2 separate regions of the Homo sapiens genome follow, and region 1 is linked to region 2. Evidence: chromatin contacts called from ENCODE Hi-C or POLR2A ChIA-PET data. All regions are on one chromosome and are shown on one strand. The core of a region is the stretch at or near the end of the contact, and the rest is flanking DNA. Distances in the headings are between cores, read along the strand shown.

Evidence for each region. Hi-C counts contacts between places; a loop is a spot of excess contacts on that map. ChIA-PET counts read pairs that join two places held with the same protein, here RNA polymerase II (POLR2A). Pooled maps may share reads with other maps.
Region 1: a pooled map shows a loop between it and region 2 (3-fold over the local background). The contact joins the promoter of PGP here to the enhancer-like site in region 2. A Hi-C loop is called at or near these places in 6 of 37 single-sample maps with no recorded cell type and 10 of 50 pooled maps. POLR2A ChIA-PET finds 5 or more read pairs at or near these places in 7 of 52 experiments (A673, B cell, CD4-positive, alpha-beta T cell and 4 more).

What each region holds. Positions count from the first base shown.
Region 1 is chr16:2,213,539-2,217,813 of GRCh38, reverse strand. It overlaps PGP (phosphoglycolate phosphatase), which reads left to right and starts at 2,974. Exons shown (of 2, transcript NM_001042371.3): 1 at 2,974-3,676; 2 at 3,761-4,275. The coding sequence starts at 3,037. The coding sequence ends at 4,086. RefSeq lists enhancers at 2,572-2,866, 3,888-4,017 and silencers at 2,398-3,057, 3,398-3,447.
Region 2 is chr16:2,484,312-2,488,526 of GRCh38, reverse strand. All of the region lies in intron 1 of TBC1D24 (TBC1 domain family member 24), which reads right to left. Among named protein-coding and RNA genes, the nearest start is that of TBC1D24, 11 kb to the right of the region's middle. Within about 2 kb of position 1,291, at least 13 of the 41 ENCODE cell types and tissues checked have a DNase peak (open chromatin) inside an H3K27ac peak, as active enhancers do; they include B cell, where a contact is called at or near this core.

The sequences.
Region 1 (4,275 bases), core at 1,725-4,224, 270 kb after region 2:
AAATAGTGTCTGTTCTCGTGCCACTGAAAGCCATCCCCAGGTCGGCTTGCAGTACAAGATCCTTACTTGGGGAGACACTGGGGCCATCCCCTCACAGATAGAGACTGAATGCCTCCTGTGTGGGGGGCACCCAAAGGGGTCCTCTAGCCCCAGATGCAGGGCCACATCACCCTGTTCCCAAAGTCAGTCCTCTCCTATAAAGCGCACTTTCCTCCCAGCCTCCGCCAGGACCTTCCCCACAAGTGACCATGCCTCCCCTCCTACCTGCACACATACAGGCATATTCTGAGGACGTTAAGCCGACCAGATGGGGCAGAGCTCAGCTTTGGGGTTGACTGAGTTTAATCCCAACTCAACCTTGTCCAGCCGGCGACTCTCGGTGGCTCAGTTTGGCCATCTATAAATGGAGATGTGAATAATCCCTGCCTCTCAGGCCTGTCCTGTGACTCTGAGGAGGTAATGCAGGGAAGGAGCGGTGCAGCGGCCTAGGTGCTCACAGAGTGCCCAGGAAGCCAAGGCAGCCGGGCAAGTGTGGGAGAAGATGGCCCATGGCTGGGTATCATCAACAGTTCCCATTCCAGCCGTTGTCTCAAATCAACTACCTGTTGCTCTGTGGTAAAAGCAGAGTGTGATTCTTGTCAAATCCAGTTCTGCTCAAAGTCAAAGTCATCTTTTTTTTTTTTTTTTTTTTTTTTGATAGGAGTCTTGCTCTGTTGCCCAGGCTGGAGTGCAGTGGTGCAATCTCGGCTCACTGCAGCCTCCGCCTCCCAGGTTCAAGCGATTCTCCTGCCTCATCCTCTCAAGTAGCTAAGATTACAGGCATGTGCCACCACATACGGCTAATTTTTGTACTTTTGGCAGAGATGGGGTTTCACCATATTGGCCAGGCTGGTCTCCAACTTCTGACCTCAGGTGATCTGCCCGCCTCGGCCTCCCAAAGGGCTGGGATCATAGGTGTGAGCCACAGCACCCAGCCAGGATGAATTTCACAAACATTATGTTAAACCGTAGAAGCAAGAGCCAGAAGCACATACCGTATAATCCCAAGTATAAAGCAGTCCGGAGGCTTGGTTGTGACTCTATGGTGATAGGAGTCAGAAAAGTAGTCAGCAATGTGCTATCTGCTATTGACTGGATAGGAACAAGAGGGAACTTCCTGGGGTGTTGGAAATACTTTATACTTTGGTCTGGGTTATGTTTACACAAGCATATACATATGTAAAAAAATCTGCTGGGTGCGGCAGCTCACGCCTGTAATCCTAGCCCTTTGGGAGGCCAAGACAGGAGGATCACTGGAGGCCAGGAGTTGGAGACCAGCCTGGCCAACATAGTGGGACTCCGTCTCTACAAAAAATTTAAATTAAAAAAAAAATTAGGCGTAGTGGCACACACCTCTGGTCCCAAATACTTTGGAGGCTTAGGTAGGAGCATCACATGAGCCTAGGAGGTCAAGGATACAGTGAGCTGTGATAAGGCTACAGTGAGCTGTGATCTAGCCACTCCACTCCAGCCTGGGGGACAGAGCAAGACCCTGTCGCAAAATATATATATACATGTAAAAATGTAAAACTTCCGGCCGGGCGCCATGGCTCACGCCTGTAATCCCAGCACTTTGGGAGACCAAGGTGGGCGGATCACGAGATCAAGAGATCAAGACCATCCTGGCTAACACGGTGAAACCCCGTCTCTACTAAAAAATACAAAAAAATTAGCCAGGCGTGGTGGCCGGCGCCTGTAGTCCCAGCTACTCAGGAGGCTGAGGCAGAAGAATGGCGTGAACCCGGGAGGCGGAGCTTGCAGTGAGCCGAGATCGCGCCACTGCACTCCAGCCTGGGCAACAGAGCAAGAGACTCCGTCTCAAAAAATAATAATTAAAAAAATAAAAGGCCGGGCGCGGTGGCTCACGCCTGTAATCCAAGCACTTTGGGAGGCCGAGGCGGGCGGATCACGAGGTCAGGAGATCGAGACCATCCTGGCTAACACGGAGAAACCCCGTCTCTACTAAAAATACAAAAAATTAGCCGGGCGTGGTGCCATGCGCCTGTAGTCCCAGCTACTCGGGAGGCTGAGGCAGGAGAATGGCGTGAACCCGGGAGGCGGAGCTTGCAGTGAGCCGAGATGGCGCCACCGCACTCCAGCCTGGGCGACAGAGCGAGACTCCGTCTCAAAAAGTAAATAAATAAGTAAATAAAATAATAATAAATGTAAAACTTCCATCGAGCTGCACGGTTTTCATGCCCTTTACTGTAATGTTTTGCCTCAATTAAATACCTAATAATTGATGACGATGACGGCGAGCAATCACTGAGTACCAGGTTCTAGACAGTGTCCTTAGACCCTAATCCCCCAGCCTGGTAATGGCTGGTTCGTGTTACCTCCAAGGAACCGGGAACGCGTTTTTGCAAAGGACTGAGGCGCGTACTCACGCCTGCCGGGGAAGGAGCCCCGGGCTGGCTCGCGGGACTGGCCGGTAAGCGACCCACGTGGTGGCCCCGTGTCCCGAGCGCGTCCACGGCACAGAGGCACGGGCACGGCCGACGAAGGTGCCCCGGCCCCCTCCCGCGGCGCTCCTGCGAGAGCCCCGCCCATGCCCGCGGGAGAGACCGGCCAATGGACAGCCGGCCTGGCCCGGGTCACTCCGTGAAGGGCCTCGTCACCTAGGCTGACCACTCGCTTCCAATGGGTGAGCGGCCCGCGGCAGCCCGGGAACAGCGGCCTTGCGCCTGCGCTGCTCTCCCCTCTGGCGCATTTCCGCAGCGAGCGCTTCACTCCGAATGCCGGTTGGAGCCCTGCCAGCCAATCACCGGGGCGTCCCAAGGCCGGTAGCCAATGATCGCCCCTCTCCCCGCGCCGGGCCTCACCGATTGGCGCTGAGCTCCCGCAGCCCGCGGGAGGCGGGGGCGGATTGGCGAAGGTGCAGGCCAATGGGCGGCGGGCGCGAGGCGCTGGGCCAATGAGCGCCCCGGGGGCGGGGAGGGCGCCGCGGCGGGCGGCTGCGAGGAGCGGCCGGCGGGCGGCGGCGGCCGGCGGGCGGCGATGGCGGCGGCGGAGGCCGGTGGCGACGACGCCCGCTGCGTGCGGCTGAGCGCCGAGCGGGCACAGGCGCTGCTGGCCGACGTGGACACGCTGCTGTTCGACTGCGACGGCGTGCTGTGGCGCGGGGAGACCGCCGTGCCTGGCGCGCCCGAGGCCCTGCGGGCGCTGCGAGCCCGCGGCAAGCGCCTGGGCTTCATCACCAACAACAGCAGCAAGACCCGCGCTGCCTACGCCGAGAAGCTGCGGCGCCTGGGCTTCGGCGGCCCCGCGGGGCCCGGCGCCAGCCTGGAGGTCTTCGGCACGGCCTACTGCACCGCGCTCTACCTGCGCCAGCGCCTGGCCGGCGCCCCCGCGCCCAAGGCCTACGTGCTGGGCAGCCCAGCCCTGGCCGCGGAGCTGGAGGCCGTGGGCGTCGCCAGCGTGGGCGTGGGGCCCGAGCCACTGCAGGGCGAGGGTCCCGGCGACTGGCTGCACGCGCCGCTGGAGCCCGACGTGCGCGCGGTGGTGGTGGGCTTTGACCCGCACTTCAGCTACATGAAGCTCACCAAGGCCCTGCGCTACCTGCAGCAGCCCGGCTGCCTGCTCGTGGGCACCAACATGGACAACCGGCTTCCGCTTGAGAACGGCCGCTTCATCGCGGGTCCGTGCGCCCTGGGGCGGGAGGCTGGGGGGCGGGCGGCGGGCCCCCTCCCTGCCCTTTGACCCGGTCCCCTGTGCCCCGCAGGTACCGGGTGTCTGGTCCGAGCCGTGGAGATGGCCGCCCAGCGCCAGGCCGACATCATCGGGAAGCCCAGCCGCTTCATTTTCGACTGCGTGTCCCAGGAATACGGCATCAACCCCGAGCGCACCGTCATGGTGGGAGACCGCCTGGACACAGACATCCTCCTAGGCGCCACCTGTGGCCTGAAGACCATCCTGACCCTCACCGGAGTCTCCACTCTAGGGGATGTGAAGAATAATCAGGAAAGTGACTGCGTGTCTAAGAAGAAAATGGTCCCTGACTTCTATGTTGACAGCATAGCCGACCTTTTGCCTGCCCTTCAAGGTTAAAGATTGAGTGTCTTTAATCTGCAGAATAAAAAAAAAGAAATTGAAAACCAGTTACCCAAATTAATAGGTGGGGCTTAAGCATCTGCTCGGCTAAGTGGCTTCAAAGAGTGTAATTGGAGTTAAGCAAAGGCATTCATTGTTAACCTTGTAAGTACACGTTTGGGGGACGATTTTGTTTACAGATGCTTG
Region 2 (4,215 bases), core at 42-2,541:
CCCACAAAAAAAAAAAAAAAAAAAAAAAAAAAAGCTATGTGCGAATGAGTAATGAGTATAAGCGATTTCTATTTCCCCAAAATGTTATCTTGATATGTCATCTGACGCATGTGACCACCGTGCCCTCTGGCCACAGGGCACAGTTCTGGCTCTACCACATGTGAGGAGGGGCCCTTTAAATGGCTACAGGCTTGCAGACCCCCACCCCGCCACAGCCCCAGCAGCCTTCCCAGGGAGGGCAGTTCCTGCCAGTTGACCAGTGTTCAGCCAGGAACACCCAACAGCAGCCTATGTCCTCACTCCATGGGAGCTCCAAGAAACCCCCAAATCCGTCCCTGGCAGCAAACCCCCTGAAGGCGCCCACAGGAAGAGGAAGGCGGCCAGGGCTGGGAGGCGGGCCGTCTGTCAAGAGTGTGGCACCCTGAGCTAATTTCTAGCCAGGAGGCAGGTGGGAGGTAGCATGGATGTGGGAGGAAGTAGATCCTCACTGGAGAACGGGGCAGGAGGGGCCCCAGCGGGGCAGCTGGCCCCTTCGCTCCAGCAGACAAGCAGCTCACCCCAGCCTCGGGGCGGAACACAACCCCACAGCTGCTGGCTGCTGTTGCTGCTCCATCTCCCTTCATCCTGGGACAGCGAGGACCTCCGAGAGAGGCTCCAGAGGGTCCCTGAGCACAGGCAGGACCCACGCAGGTCTGGGACTTCAGGGCACTCGGCCACTTCTAGTACCAGGGCCCTCCCACGAGTCCTGGAGACACAGGCCACCCCGGCAAGGCTGCCACTAGTAACACCACCTGCCATCCCCAAACACCAAACTCCAACACCAAACTCCAGCACCAAACTCCAGCACCAAACTCCAGCACCAAACTCCAGCACCAAACTCCAACACCAAACTCCAACACCAAACTCCAGCACAAAACTCCAGCACCAAACTCCAGGCCTGACAGCCTGAGTCACGAGGCCTCTGCACGTCTCGCTTCTTCAGAGGGGAATGTGATTTTCCCAAACAACCGGATTTGAAAACAAACTCTCTTTCATGTACAAAGACAGAACACACATTTAGCCTCATTGATGACATTTTAACACGGCCAACACCAACCCCGACACCGTGCCTCCCTTCCTGGGGACCGCTCCTGTCCCAGGTCACAGCAAACGTGAGGAGGCAGCATACGACCGCGGCTCCCTCGTCCTGCAGTTAGTCACATGACAGACCTCCACTGAGGTGCCGCCTCTGTGCCAGGGAGAGGCGGCTTGAGAGAAGGCTGTCAACCACGGCAGCTGGGGAAGTGCTAGGGGAACCCCACGGGCAGGGCTGTGCCTGCTGCTGTGGAAGGGGCGGAAAGGTGTGGAGGCAGCCTGTGGGTGGGGACGGTGCCCCTCAGATGTGGAGGCAAGAGTGGGCGAAGGCGAGCTGGGCGGCCCTGGCAGTGCTGAGGGGCTGGGATGCGCTAAGAGGCGGGTGTCCCCACACGGGGTAGGAGGAAAGTCTAGGCAGGTGACCCGATCAGATCTGCGTTTACAAAAATCCCCCTGGTGGCCCTGGAGGAGGAAGGGTTGGGACAGAGAAGCCAGGGAGAAAGGAAGGCAGAGTCTAGACCGGGAGGGTGGAGAAGATGAGGGGACCCCCAGAGATGGCTCAGGGTTGGATCCCACAGGACCGTGGCCTGACAGTGGCAGTCAGAGCCCAGGCCACTTGGGGATGCTGGAGGCGGGGGCGAGCGACAAACAGAGAATTCCAGCCCAGGGAAGCTCCACTGTGAAGTTTTCAAAGCCAGTTTCGATACAGATGCTTCTTAGGCAAATGCCAGAGCAGCTCAGGCTGGAGGTAGAGCCCTGGGGATGAGGCCCACAGCACAGAAGGCACTCCCACACACTCCCAGATGCCACCAAGGGGCCAACTGCAGCCCCCTGGGCAAGAGGCAGCCCTGTCCCAACGTAGGTCAGTGTTCGCTAGGACTCCAGGTTGAAGAGCTGGGGTTGCAGGCCTGGGCCCCATCCTGCCCTGGCCTGACCACCACACACATCCTGGCCACAAGAACAGCCCCCGTCCCAGCAGCTGACAAGCTATCAAGGACGCGGGGTTCTGTGTGGCTGGACCTCAGTCACGGGCCACAGAACAGGGCATGGGCGTCAGCTGCCGCTCGTCTCACTTCTTCCCATCTGGTCTGAGCAATCCCTCACCATTTCCTGGGAGTGGGACCGGGAATGAAGAGGAAGAGGAAATGAGGCCGGGCCCCATGGGTGGGGAACGCCAACGCCCGCAGCTAGGGACCACAGGAAGGAGGTGCTGTGGCCCCTGCGGGCTTCACGTGATAGGAGATGCAGGCTCCTCTCAGTGGGCTCCCCTGGCGGGATCCAAAACAATCTCGCTCCCCACGGAAGCCCCTGGACCTTGCCAAGTGCTGCGGGGATACAGAGGAAACCTGGTGGTGGGCTAGGGAGACCGGCAGGCCCCACCCGCTCCTGAGCACCGACCCCACCCGCCAGGCAGGGGAGGGCAGCACAGGCATTCCAGCCCGGGCGCGAGATCCGCAAGATCCAGGGATGAGAGCTTTGTTGCCTGCCAGGGAAGCTCGGAGTGCCCGGAAACCCTGGGGCACAGGCAGCAGCGGGCCAGGTGGGAATGGTAGGGACGGTGTGGGGGTGGCTGAGAGGGCCTGGAAGCGTGTCTGGACTCTTTGGAAAAACTCTCATACCACGTTTTCCTCTGCTCTGACGCCAGCACCGCAATCGGCACAGGATCTGCGACCCAGAAGATGCGGGGGTTTCTCCCGGCAGCAAGCAATCCATTCTGCAGCGGGCGCCCGCAGGGTGTCCTCCAATTCAATCCCGACACCGGGAGACATCTACCTGGAGATAGCTCAGATCCCACAAGCCCCCCACGTCTCCAGACACCAGTCAGAAGTCCAGGCCTCTGGAACTTCTCAGCAACCAACTTCAAGTTGGGGTTCCCACAACCCCTGCTTTGGGTTCAATGAATTTGCTGGAGCAGCTCACAGAACTCAGGGAAACACTTACATTCACTAGTTTATTATAAAGGTTGTTACAAAGGACACAGATGAAGAGACCTTTAGGGTGAGGTACGGGAGAGGGACACGGTGCTGCCCTCCAGGCACTCCCTCCTATTCAGCTGTCCAGAAGCTCTCCAAGTCCTGTCTTCTAGGGTTGACATGGAGCCCTTGTTAAGTAGGCATAACTGATTACCCCACTGGCAATCAACTTGACCTTCCACCTCTGGACCTCTCCCCTCCCCGCGGTTGGGGGTGGGGCTGAAAGTTCTAACCCGCTAATCCTGCCTTGGTCTTTCCAGTGACCAGCGCCACCCGGAAGCTATCAGTCAACACCAGCGCACAGAAAGAGCACCACGGAGATTCTGAGGATTTCAGGAGTTGTATGTCACTAAACAAGGACAAAGACCAAATAGATATTTCACAACATCACAGAGGTGCTGGGAGAGTAGGTGGAGGGAGGCTGGAAGAACACACTAGATGGGGCAGGGACTGGGGCCTAAAAGCAGACCTGGAGCGGGGTGTGGATGGCAGGCATGAGGGGAGAGGTGGCCCCAGCATTCAGCCCCAGGGAGGGGATGACGCCTCCTCCGGCTGGGGGACCTTCCTTGCAAGTCCACGCCAAGTCTGATTTCTTCATGAGGGGCCCAGGCCTCCCACCTACGTGCTGGGAAAGGCCAGGGAACACCTCATCCTGTCCTCCAAGAGTCTGCTGGATGCCTCAGAGACACAAATAAATCCCAGGCAGAGGCCCAAAGTGCAGACACTCCTCCTGCCATATAGCCCCACCGCCCTAGGCCTCAGCCCTGGAACAATGGAGCTGGCACAGTGGACCACGACGGAAGAGAGCCACTGGACTTGTCTGTGCACTCAGGTGTACCCGTTCTTTCTGGAACCTTCTCCTGAGTGCCTCCTAGGTGCCTGGCACTGAGCTAGGAAGAGCTGAGAGAGAAATCGGTCACCTGACAGTGAGGTCAGAAAGTGGCTTTGTAGACATGTGTAGAAGCAGAGAGGCCCCGGGGTGGTCGCATGCCCCAGGGAGCTGGATGGGTTCCGGAAGCCCTTCTAGAAGGCGGTTACAGCGTGCTGGGGTTGGCAGGGCAGACTGGGCGTTGGGGTGGCAGGGGGAGGATCTGCACTCAGCAGCAGGGAAATACAAGACTTGCTCTAAGCAGTGGGGGTGGGGAACTGGGTAACAAGGCCTGCTCAC